2 separate regions of the Homo sapiens genome follow, and region 1 is linked to region 2. A link is a contact called in ENCODE Hi-C or POLR2A ChIA-PET data. All regions are on one chromosome and are shown on one strand. Each heading gives the region's core, a stretch centred on a gene start or an enhancer-like site at or near the end of the contact. The rest is flanking DNA. Distances are from core to core; before and after follow the strand shown.

Region 1 (6,058 bases), core at 1,055-3,554, 89 kb before region 2:
TTGCCTGCCACCAGGTAAGACATGACTTTCACCTTCCGCCACGACTGTGAGGCCTCCCCAGCCGAACTGTGAGTCAATTAAACCTCTTTCCTTTATAAATTACCCAGTCTCGGTATGTCTTTATTAGCAGCATGAGAACAGACTAATACAACTTGGCAAGGGGCCCTGTACAGAATGAGCATTTAATATAAGTAAACAGCCACTATCTTCATTATAATTGTTACTATTATTCAGAAGTTCAGAATTTCAGTTTCTTCCTTGGGGAAAATTAAACAGAAGAAAATAGTCTTCTATTTCTAATGTTCAGTAAGTATACTGTACCAAATTTAAATTATGACACTGTAGCAGTGTTATACTTAAGGCAACTGAAAAAGCCAACTTTGTTTTAAACAATTATCACTGCAATAGAATATTACTAATCATTTCAGAGTTCCACTTTAACAACAGAAAGTAATATTCTATGGATGTGATTACACATTATTACACATCCTTCAGTACAACAAATAATGTTTTCTATACAGGTCTATATAACAGTTCCTATAATAAAAAATTAATAACTAATTACAAGCTTAAACATCTTAATCTCTGAAGTCCCTGTAATGATGGGTAAGTGAAAAATATTTTTATATAAGTAAAATTTAGGTTAAAATTAGTATTATAGCACTCTTTAAAAAATTAAAGAAATAGCCTGAAGGATATGCTTCCTTTCTAAGTCCTTTTGATGGTCGAATAGGCATGCCAATATGCAGAAGATCCAAAGAGGTAAAATGAGGGCAAAACGGACAAAAACTGCTAAGGTATCCAACAACTACAGGCAACAGGCATACTTCTAAGTGTAAGACAAGATCCACTGATGATATGCCACTCCCATTTTACTTGGCAGTAGTCTTTTACAGTAAAGTGATAAACAGTTCAGCTCTTAAGAGAAAATCTGTGTCAGATTTAATTATACGACAGTTAGGGAATACTCAGAATAAGAAAGCCTATTGTTTTAGACTAAAATAACCTTAAAATTACTATTTTTTTAAGTTGATAAAACCTATTGTTTAAGACTAAAATAACTTTAAAATTACTTTTTTTTAGTTGATAGTCATTCTCATGCTTTTATCATATAAAACATGACACAAAATTATCAGTATTATGATCGTTTACTTACTTGTATTTTTCCAAATGTTTCACCAAAGGGGTTTTCTACTATCAAGGAAGGAAAAAAAGACAAGTATTAGCATCACTTACGAATTAAAATCCCCCAAACAAACTCTCTGAAATGCCAGCATGTACTTTGCTAAAACTGGATATAAATATGTGAACCAAATGTAAACAAACTGGTGATAATAAAGGTTAGGGAAGTAATTTTTCAGACTTATACTTATCATTCTCACTTTGAATTAGTGGTTTTCCTCACAATCATTGAGATCAGGTGCTCTGGTATCACAGAAGCTGAGTTCAAGTCCCAGCTCCACCTCTACCACTTATTAGTAATGTCTCTTTGAACTAACATCTAATTAGCTACTCTAAATTGTAGTTTCTTCTTTAAAGGAGTATGGATAACAATGATACCTACCTTATACAGTTGTTGTCAGGATTAAATGAGATAAACAAGATAAAATGTTTGACACAGTGTCAAGCACTTAATATGTACTCAATACACACTATCCATTATTATTACTGCTAATGACTATATCATTTGTTTCTACCTTAATTTGATTTCTCTTCATAATATAGACTAAGAAGCAGTTAACTACTGAAAGAAATCTACAAGATGCTTTAAAACTGAATAATTCATTTAGAATTCTGACTTCTAATGATTTTTTAAAAATCCACCTTCCTAATCCTTGCCAACATCTGAAAAAGTGGCAAGAAAAAAAAATACAGATCAAAGTAACTAAGAATTAAGTCTCAGTATTAAGCAATTCCAAATTTACAATAAAATATTACATAATAAGGAAAGGATTTACCACTTTCCATCCAACCCCTATGCCCCTCCTTCATTCACCTCTAAATTAAGATACAAAAATGTTTACGGCTGAATATGTAGCACCTCTCAGGGTTTTTATTCAGAGTCTTCTCCTTATCATTTTGTTTATTTTGATATTACATACGAAAATATTCAAAGCTTTCAGATACCTGTAAACTTTTATATTTTATATAGACTATATATCTATATAATCCAGGCCACAACTAAGACTAACTAAGACTAACTGATCTTACAAAGTAGTTCACACTGACCAGGTTTCCTTTCTGAGATGCTTTTCTATTTTTATTTGAGAAAACAGGAAGTCCCATAGGAACCAGGAACTGCCTGATTCTAAGAAAGTTCATGTGAGACCAGCTTAACAAGGTACAATAAAAGAGCAAGGAAAAAAAAATGTATCCTGTTATCATCATAAGGGATTTTGCTAATGGATTTTTAAACGACATTTCTCTATACATCAAAAGGGTTTTAATGTTGGGAAAGAAAATGTTTTGAAAGATATTACAGAAAATCAAAAGTACTCAAAAGGGGAATAGGGAGAAGAAATAATATAGCTTCAAGATTAAATAAAATGTTAAGGATCAGAACACATGGACTAAAAAGATACCCTTTTTAATAATATTAATTTTTCAATATAAACATTGAACAGCTATATTTAGCTCAACGTACTACCAAAAAAATGCCTTGTCATTTGGCCAAACAAATGACAATAAATTAGCCAAACAATACAAAGTGTAAAAGGTGTTTTATTTGCTCTTTATAAGAACAATTCTTAAAAATATAAGTGTGCAGTTCCAAAAACAAGTTTTAATGTCTATGAAAAAAAGCTATGCTAGTATTGCTTTTTTGATTATACACAAAATTACTTTTTGTCAAGACTATCAAATGGAAAATCAGCTCTGTGAGTAGCTCCATAAAAGCATAACTGTAAATTATCAATGTTCACCACACTGCTCTACTGTGGGCTTCTCAAGACAGGGAGCGTGTGTTATACACATGTGCATGCCCAGAACCAAGCATAGTACTAGATATATAGTTAGTGCTTGAAAAATGCTTGTTGTGCTATCTCGGCACTCTTCTTTATTTCACTTTGTGTGTTAACACTGAAGCAAAAGTGTTCAATTTTGCAGGATGCTGGAGGAGGGTATGTTCTGAGCTACTAAAAAGGGAGAGGGATAGGGTAACAGAGAAAGCTGAAGAGGGGGAAAACAATTTTGCTGAAAATATTGCTCTACCCCTAGTATCCTTCTAGATTTCTGCCTCTTGCCTTGTAGTCTAAAATACCTGGAGTATAACATACCTAAAAAAGCCAAGAGTATACTTTCTGCCCAACAAAACTTCGTTAAAATTTTTTTCCCCAAATGCTCATGATAATTGCCACCTATTAAATGAACAGAGACCTATTAACAACAGCAGAAGTAAAACATATCCTTGGGGTTAAGTTTTTACAAGAAAACACCAACCAAAAACAGCAACTCTAACAAATTAAAAGCCCTCAAAGTTTTCAAAGTATCTTTATACATTTTTTCTTTCCCCAAATCATTTCAGTATTTCTAAAAACACACCAATATCTTCTATCACATCCAAATTACCTAGTCTTTAATGGAAACAACATATACTGTTACCCCTAGTGAAAATATATAACACCCTCTCCCAATTAGGTAACCGAAGAGAAGAAACCTTGTTTCAAAAGCATCCCACAGCAAAAATTTGCCACTTCATTCTTTATTCAGTCACTAGAAAACTAGGGAGGGACCTGAGAGTGAATTACAGCTCTTATCCCTTATCCTAGAGCAATGATAATACCAAGACGGTACTTCAAAATTTACTCTTCCATCCCCTAAAGGCAGAGCCTTGCAGCCATTTTTGATCTGTTGTCCTCCTTTAACCCTACACTCCCAACAGCCTCTCACTATTGCTTTTTTGGACATTTCTTCTTCAATACTTTAGTTCAGATTATTTCAAGCCTCAAATATACCAAGCTTTTCTTTGTAAAGGTCCTTAATATTTTGACTTCTTTTCCCTTTAAACTATTCTACTAACTGTAAAAATCAAATTCCTTAAATGTTTCATTAGAATCCTCAAAATTTTCCAATGGTTCCTAATCACACCTTGTTGCAAGGAACAAATTATCTTGTGATAATTTCTTATAAGACACACAATGCTTCTCCTCCAAATCCCTCCCTTCCTCTACCCCCACCAATTCCAAAAATGTTACTAGTTTTACTGATCTTTTCTCAAATGTAAACTGTTTTCCATTCTCTTACACAGAAATAAAGTTTATCATGTTATGAATTCTCAGATAAAAAGGAAAAACTTGCAAACACATCTATACGTTTATAAACTTCAAAGTATATGCTTTGCTAGTTTAAGAGTCCTAAGCATTTGGAGAATAAAGGATATGCTATTTATGAGTCAGGAAAACAGGCAATAGTATATTCAGGATGCTTTCCTACGCTTTCTTTGGATCAACACAGCCAGCTTCAGTCTAATATGACAATTTTTTGTTCTGTATACATGGAACCACTGTCAATTACAGCACACAAAAATATTCTCTCAGAAGACTGAGCACTTGCTCTTTCTGGTCTTCTTTAGGCCTGAATGTTTTTCTTCTCCAATTTGCCTTGAAGGTTCAGTTCGCAGCTATGCTACCACCATGAAGGATGCCTAATCACTGCAGTTTATCGTGACCTCCTTCTCAGAATCCCCCTTCTCAGAATCTCAGTAATGTACTACCTTTTATCATGATTTCAATATTTGGTGTTCTACTCCTCACCCCCACCCCCAACAAGACTGCAATATCGCCACATATCTCAATGCCTTTGCAGATACTGTGTACTATGCACATGCTGAACAAATAGAAACTTGAGGGCATACTATGGTCTCCTAGAATAGCAGCTTCATCAATGCCAGAAAAAGTACTATAGTCTTGATTACTACAACCCTCTCCGTTGAATAAAAAGGAAATTATGTTTACTGAGTTCCTAATACGCGCCAGGAATAATGCTGCTGCCATGTACTCAAGAGGTACCTCATTTCATCCTCATAACACTACCGTTTAGAGTGGTATTAGCCCTATTTTTGCAGACAGAAATATTGAGACATGTTGAGGTTAAGTTGCTTCCTTGAGGTAAACAATTTAGTAAGTTGGGATTAAAAAATATGAGATTCAAACCTATTTATGTCTGACTCCAAAGCATACATAACTCTCATCATAGAAATAACTACAGAAAATAAAATATTGGTTTTATATAAAGAAAGCATGCTCTAAAACTTTCCAATTTTGAATCATTAATTTGGTTATTATATAATGCATCAAAAATGACAAAAATGGGGATATGGAGGGAAAACACTGCTGTTGGAAAATACATTATTTTCTCTTAGATGAGGAAAAAAATTCTCTTCAAAACAAATTCTCCAATTGTAGTCTAGGGAAGTATTTTCCGTGATACATAAAAATATAAAGTATCCCGTGATTTCCATGGACATGATTATTCACTCTCCCCTTCTCTCTCAGGCCATGGCACTCTGTTCATGACTACTATAGAGTGTACCACATGGCATCAGTTTAAAAAAATTATAATTTCTGATTTAGTACCATACTAAAAGATATTTTCATTTGGCTTCATCTTCCAACATAAAATATTCGCAAACATATAAAGTGCCTACTTGTCCAGGTGTTATGTTAGTTACAAGAGATTTAAAAATAAATATATATAAGCCCTGTCCTCAAAGACAGTTCAGTCCTGGAGGGCAGCAATTCTACAGACAGGAGTTTTAAAGGCAGTCTCTTGTATCTAAAACTCCATGACCTTAAGGCTAGTGTGACCTTAAGGACAGTTTTAATAAATTCATCTAGGCAGTTACATTCAGATGCCTGAATGAGCAGTTATTTCTCTGTATTACATCTTTATGTAAACAGACATTCAAATTCTCAAATCCCATCTTCTAGTATTAATGGTCTAAGCACAGCATAATTTTATGTGAAGAAAGCAAAGGGGTTGTGGGTGAGGGGGAATGTTTCCAACAGCTGCAAAACACTGCACCTGTGTGGCAAACACTTCTGCATTTCACTATCATCCA
Region 2 (6,849 bases), core at 395-2,894:
TTTTCCCTCTTGAGGCATCTGCTACTCTATAAAGGACTGATTGAAACACCACGCCCAGCCCCAGACATTTGATCCTTGAGGCATTTGTCACAGCTTCGGGTACTAAAGAACAAACACAAGTAAATGAACCTTTTATGAGTCCGAAGGCTAAGTTTTTTAATTAAAAACAAAACAAAACAAAACCCTTTTGCTTCCGTTTTCTTTGTGCATCCGAGGAATTAGGCAGGAGGCAAAAATCAGTTCTTTCTGCTGGGCCAGGTGGATAGGTTATGCTGCAGCCCACTGCCGGCCAAGCATGCTTCTCACAGACGAGGCCAGAGCCTTGGTTTTGCCCCCACGCACCTGTGAATTCGGCAACTTTTAAAAAATTATTTTATTTATTTATTTATATATTTTTTGAGACGGAGTCTCGCTCTATCGCCCAGGCTGGAGTGCAGTGCCACGATCTTGGCTTAATGCAACCTCCGCCTCCCGGTTCAAGTGATTCTCCTGCCTCAGCCTCCCGGGTAGCTAGGACTACAGGCCCCCGCCACCATGCCCAGCTAATTTTTGCATTTTTAGTAGAGACGGGGTTTCACCACGCTGGCCAAGCTGGTCTCGAACTCCTGACCTCAGGTGATCCGCCCGCCTTGGCCTCCCAAAGTGCAGGGATTACAGGCGTGAGCCATCGCGCCCGGCCGAATTCAGCAACTTTTAAAAAATATCAGCAAACGTGAAGATATCCACGATGTTAGAGGAGCCCTACCCCGGAGGGTCAGGTACAGCTATCGTCCAGGGCCCAGGGCACTCTTCCGGGCACTGCCGGGTTATCAGGGAGACAGACGGGAATCCCCAAATGCTGGGTGTCGGGCAAGTACCAGCTGGACGCCCTGCGCCTCGAGCCAAGGCCAGCGCCTGCCATCGGCACCATCGGACAGTCGAGCCTCGAGTTTTAACTGCTTGGGAGCGCGCAAAGTGCCAGCCTATCGCAGAACGGAGCGCATAGGGTTGGCGGAGAGAGGAATCCTACTGGCTGAAAGGGAGACGAAGGGCAATTTGCGCCTTCAGTGAGCGCCGGAGGAGGAACAGGAGTCATCACCTCATCATCATCATCATCATCATCATCACCATCACCATCACCATCATCAGCACTCAGTCAAGCCCAGCGTTGTCTGCTCTCCCCATTTCCCTCCCCCGAAGCCTCCCTTGGCCCGAGGAGGTGGCGAGTGATGTCCCAGGGGTCTCTGAGTGCCCTTCTCCGGGTCCGCCAGCCCTACACGCCCACTTCGCGGGCGCTCCACTGGGCGCACCGCACTGTGAATGCAGCCTCGGGGGTCCCTCGCGGCCCCGCCCCCGGGGGGGCCCCACAGCGCCCCCAAGTGGCGGCCGCCCAGGCCTCGCGGGCCCCACTCCTCGCTCGCACCTCGCTCGCGCCAGCCCTTCCCGCTCTTCTGTTCTCGCTCTATTTGCCCCGCTGACTGCTGGCCTCGCCAGCTTTGCCAGTCTTACGTCTCTGCCGCCCCCACTCCCGCCCGCGCCCCATCTTCTTGCGCGACTCGCGCCCGCTGGTCCCCCCCTCCTCCTCCCGCGTCCTGCCTGCCCCCTCCTCCTGCTCTCGCAGGCTCCTTGGCACCCAGGCCGGGAGGCGACGCGCCCAGCCGTCTAAACGGGAACAGCCCTGGCTGAGGGAGCTGCAGCGCAGCAGAGTATCTGACGGCGCCAGGTTGCGTAGGTGCGGCACGAGGAGTTTTCCCGGCAGCGAGGAGGTCCTGAGCAGCATGGCCCGGAGGAGCGCCTTCCCTGCCGCCGCGCTCTGGCTCTGGAGCATCCTCCTGTGCCTGCTGGCACTGCGGGCGGAGGCCGGGCCGCCGCAGGAGGAGAGCCTGTACCTATGGATCGATGCTCACCAGGCAAGAGTACTCATAGGTAAGGCCCCCGCCTCCAGCGCCTTCCCCTGCCTATGTCCTCCTCTCTCCACTCTTCAAGAAAGAGGGATACCTGCGTTTCTTGTGTTTTAAAACTTAATTTCCACAAAAGAGTGTTCCCCTCTTTTAATTAGATATTTTCCATCTGAAAGCTTATAAACTTCTCTTTTAAGAAACCAAAGCTGATCTAGTGTTCTGATCATGCTGTTGTTAATTTTTATAGCCCTGCGTTTTTAGGTGCACCCGGCATTTTTTTGCGTCGGTTAACTCCATGTCCATCCCTTTTCCCTGAAAGCATGGGTCTGTTGGCATCATTCTCATCATCCACAGAGAAAAATTAATCTTAGTAGCGTTGATGGTACTGAAGGCAGATGCTTGTGAACAGAAATGACCCACACTAATTCTTTGGTTTTCTTTTTGCTTGAAACTTCTGATTTAGATGATTTCAAGTCTACCTGGTTTGATCGTTTTATTATTTTAAAAACCAGGATTTGAAGAAGATATCCTGATTGTTTCAGAGGGGAAAATGGCACCTTTTACACATGATTTCAGAAAAGCACAACAGAGAATGCCAGCTATTCCTGTCAATATCCATTCCATGAATTTTACCTGGCAAGCTGCAGGGCAGGTAAGTTCTGAGAAAATTACCCTTTAATATTTCCACTGCCTTATGGCAGGTGGAAATAGTACTGTATAGTGTGTAGCCTGGTACATTTTACAGTTATTAAGAGAAATTTCTCATCTGATTGCCAAAGCAAATAAAGAATTAATTTCCATTTATTTCAAGTTGCCATATCAATTAATGATCTTCAAAAGAAAAGAACAAGCCTTGTGCCTAAGCCCATTATTTTGATAAGACTCAGTGTCCTGAGGCTGCTGGAAATATAAAGACCTCCAATACCAACATCACTGTGTTTCTGTGATCATTGACATTAAAATTTAACATACTTAAAGGACTCTTTTTGCATAGTAGTTTCTAATCACTTGTGACATTCTTCATACTTTACAACAAATTTTAAAGTTTGTAAGTATTTTTGACATTGTGCACTTTTAAAAAGTCAGTATGTTGAATGTTATTCACTGGAACGTGAATGTTGCATATTTCTGGTAGAAGTTAGACCCAAAAGGTGTCATGTAAGAACGTTATAAAATATTGCAGCCTATGTTTTCAAGTTACCATTTTAAATGCTTTCATATGGAAAAGAAAACTGGAATCTATTTTTTATGAAGAAGCATTCCTTTTATTCCTTAGCACATTAGCATCTTTTATATGTTACCTTTTGTACATTTTTATGGCTTCTAATTTTAGAAAGAAAGAATAAAATGCTTATGTAAATTTAATTTCTTTTGTACAATTGGAGAATTTACTCTAGAGGACAAATGGTAAGCAATGCATTCTTCAGCTTATTAGTTGGTAGAATGTGTCTACTATGAAAATCATTATAATTATAATTAAAACCACATTTTTCGGTCTTTTATTCTAAAGTTCCTTAAATGATTATTTTCAAGAAGAATGTGATACCGAAAACACTTTATAAAAAATAACTATTTTGAATTGAGAAACCACTTTGTTTCCCTCTAATTACCTGTTGTGGTATAGACATGACCTTTTTAGCTGTCTTTTTCCCTTCAAGTCTGTTCTCTTTTTCTTCTTCTTCTGAAATAGATCAAATCTAGAACCTTCAACACTTCCATTGCTATGTGGTTAAAAAAAATTGAGGTTTTGGATTCACTGAGGTTTATAACAGGAAAGTCATCTATTGTTAATACCCCCATTTTGCAGATAGGTTCATCGAGGTTTCCATTGCTCTATAGGGAGATTATTCCTTTTCTCCCTACAAGTCCCTCTTCATAGATACTTCATAAACAATTAAGTTGGGAATATTGTGAAATCAGTAATAAACCAACGAATGGCCTTTCATTTTCTCCTTTTCAGCTGAATCTGTTTACTTATGGCTGACCGCTCATCAGATGGTCATTAACTAAGTGGCCAATTAATTCTATATTTTTGAAAAGACATTTTTTAACCTATACCTTTATGGGTTCGTAAGAATCAATAAAAGGCAGTTTGAACTGCACCCTTCCATCTGAAAGGGTTTGGTAACTGGTTAACTGTAGGAAAAGCAGAAAGTGCCAATAGCTCTCTCGTGCGCACTCTCTCTCTCTCCCCCTCTCCCTCCCTCCTCTCTCTATCTCTTTCTCTCTCACTTATGTTTGTCTGTTGAAGAATAGAATTTGAAGCAAAGGCTTAAATTCCATGTTGCTTTTATCCTATTGCTTAACAGTATAATGCATGTTTGCAAATATTGGCATACTGGTGAGTACAAAATGGACTGACATGTCATACAATCTCAGGAATATGTCCTGCAGGGAATTAGGGAGGAGAGTGGAACTGGCATGAAGAGGAAGTTTGTAATATTTTTTTCTCCTGCTTAAGTGTTGCTCACCTATGTGGATGATCTAATGATGCAGGACAATGTTAGCACCTCAATTAAGCTACCTTTCTCTCTCTACTCATTCGGCTTTGAATAGGTTACCACAACTAACTACATAAAATCTGCTTTCTGGGGAAAGGGTGGTGAGGGGGAAGAATCTACACAATACCAAGCAGCAAGATGCTTTAAAATATTATTTTTTTATGTTTAATATTATTTAAGTATGGCTAATTTTGCTTACTAAAGTTATGTGATCCCAGCACCATAATTTTTGAAATGCACAGAAATTCTGAAGATGGGAAAAATGACTTCAATACCAATTAGTATTTTGAAAGGTATCTATGGCTAAAGCCAAACCACATCAAAACATTTACATGGAAAATGAAAATTTCATTTCATTATCTGATTATTTCATCCAAATGATATCAAATATTTAGGCATTTCAACAATACATAAACAAAACACATAGCTCATTAATGAAGTTTTAAATTTTATATTTAAGTGTTTTAGCAACATGTGGACAACATTAAAATAACCTCAGGATTGAAGACCTTATAGAAGCAGTAAGGTGTTATTTACTTCCAATAAATTATTAGTCCAGTAACGAAGGATCCCCAACCTCTGGGCCACAGACCAGTGCTGGTCCATGGCCTTTTGGGAACTGGGGAGCACAGCAGGAGGTGAGTGGCAGGCCAGTGACTGAAGCTTTGTCTGCGTTGACAGATGCTCCCCATCCCTCTCCTTACTGACTAAGCTCCGCCTCCTGTCAGATCGGCAGCAGCATAAGATTCTCATAGGAGTGTGAACCCTATTGTGAATTGCACATGCGAGGGATCTAGGCTGCACACTCCTTATAAGAATCAAATGCCTGATGATCTATCGCTGTCTCCCATCACCTCCATATAGGACCGTCTAGTTGCAGGAAAACAAGCTCAGGGCTCCCACTGATTCTACATGATGGTGAGTTGTATGCTTATTTCATTACATATTACAATGTAGTAATAAAAGAAATAAAGTGCATGATAAATATGATGTGCCTGAAGCATCCAGAAATTATTCCTCCACCGCCCGGTCCATGGAAAAAATGTCTTCCACAAAACTAGTCCCTGGTGCCCAAAAGGTGGGGGACCACTACAGTAATCCAAAGTGTTCTTGGTGCCACTTAAAATGCATCTCGTGTTCCACTTCAAACAAATGCAAATAAAAATTACAGTGAGATTCATTTCCCCACATCAACTTCGTCAGATCTTTTAAAAGTGGTTTTAGTATGTGGAGAATAGTGCATTATCATATGCTGCTAATGTGCATGTAAACCTTTTTGCAGGGCTGTTAGACTCTGATGGCAAAAGGCAGGGTATAGACTTTTTGACTGGACAATTTTACATCCAGAGATTCATGCCAAGGAAATAAGCATGGATATAAATAAAAATTTAGGTCCAAGAGTGTTCCTCATCATGCTGTTTATAAAAATTAAAAAATAGATACAACTTAGGGTCCAGCAATAGTGGCAGAATAATAAAATGAAGCAGTTGTAAGGATATTCTAGACATCCATTTGGGGCCATGGGAAGAGTCTCATACAAATTAAGTAGTTTATAAAAGTGGTCCCCAACCATTTTGGCACCAGAGTCTGGTTTCACGGAAGACAATTTTTTTTTTTTTTTTTTTTTTTTTTTTTGAGACAGAGTCTCACTCTGTCGCCCAGGCTGGAGTGTAGTGGGGTGATCTTGGCTCACTGCAACGTCTGCCTCCCAGGTTCAAACGATTCTCCTGCCTCAGCCTCCTGAGTAGCTGGGATTACAGGCACGTGCCACCATGCCCAGCTAGTTTTTGTATCTTTAGTAGAGACGGGGTTTCACCATGTTGGCCAGGCTGGTCTTGAACTCCTGACCTTGTGATCCACCCGCCTCAGCCTCCCAAAGTGCTGGGATTACAGGCGTGAGCCACCACGCCTGGTGGAAGACAATTTTTCTATGAACAGGATGGGGGATGGTTTCAGGATGATTCAAGTGCATTACATGGATAGTGCACTTTATTTCTATTATTATTACATTGTAATATGTAATGAAATAATTATACAACTCGCCATAATGTGGAATCAGTGGGAGCCCTGAGGTTGTTTTCCTGCAACTAGATGGTCCCATCTGAGGGTGATGGGAGACAGTGACAGATGATCAGGCATTAGATTCTCATAAAAGGTGCATAACCTAGATCCCTTACATGTGCAGTTCACAACAGGGTTCACAGTTCTATGGGAACCTAATGCCGCTGCTGATCTAACAGAGGCAGAGCTCAGGCGGTAATGCGAGTGATGGGGAACACTCGCCCACTGCTCACCTCCTGCTGTGCGGCCTGGTTCCTAACAGGCCATGGACCAGTACTGACATGTGCCCCGAGGGTTGGGGACCCCTGGTGTATAATATAGTATATTCTGTTTGATTCCATTACAAAATATGTTGGCAGATATAGAAAAAATTAACATCTGATCTTCCAAGATGTAAACACCAGTTA

The links. A loop is a pair of places that touch in the nucleus more often than their neighbours do. ChIA-PET counts read pairs that join two places held with the same protein, here RNA polymerase II (POLR2A). Pooled maps may share reads with other maps.
Region 1: a loop to region 2 is called in a pooled map, with 1.9 times the contacts of the local background. The contact joins the enhancer-like site here to the promoter of WIF1 in region 2. A Hi-C loop is called at or near these places in 1 of 50 pooled maps. POLR2A ChIA-PET finds 5 or more read pairs at or near these places in 2 of 52 experiments (OCI-LY7 and activated T-cell).

Annotation. Positions count from the first base shown.
Region 1 is chr12:65,206,062-65,212,119 of GRCh38, reverse strand. LEMD3 (LEM domain containing 3) reads right to left here. Exons shown (of 13, transcript NM_014319.5): 2 at 1,157-1,194. Among named protein-coding and RNA genes, the nearest start is that of LEMD3, 40 kb to the right of the region's middle. RefSeq lists a silencer at 5,937-5,996. Within about 2 kb of position 2,304, at least 2 of the 41 ENCODE cell types and tissues checked have a DNase peak (open chromatin) inside an H3K27ac peak, as active enhancers do.
Region 2 is chr12:65,116,100-65,122,948 of GRCh38, reverse strand. WIF1 (Wnt inhibitory factor 1) reads left to right here and starts at 1,644. Exons shown (of 10, transcript NM_007191.5): 1 at 1,644-1,905; 2 at 2,393-2,532. The coding sequence starts at 1,758. RefSeq lists a silencer at 1,324-1,483.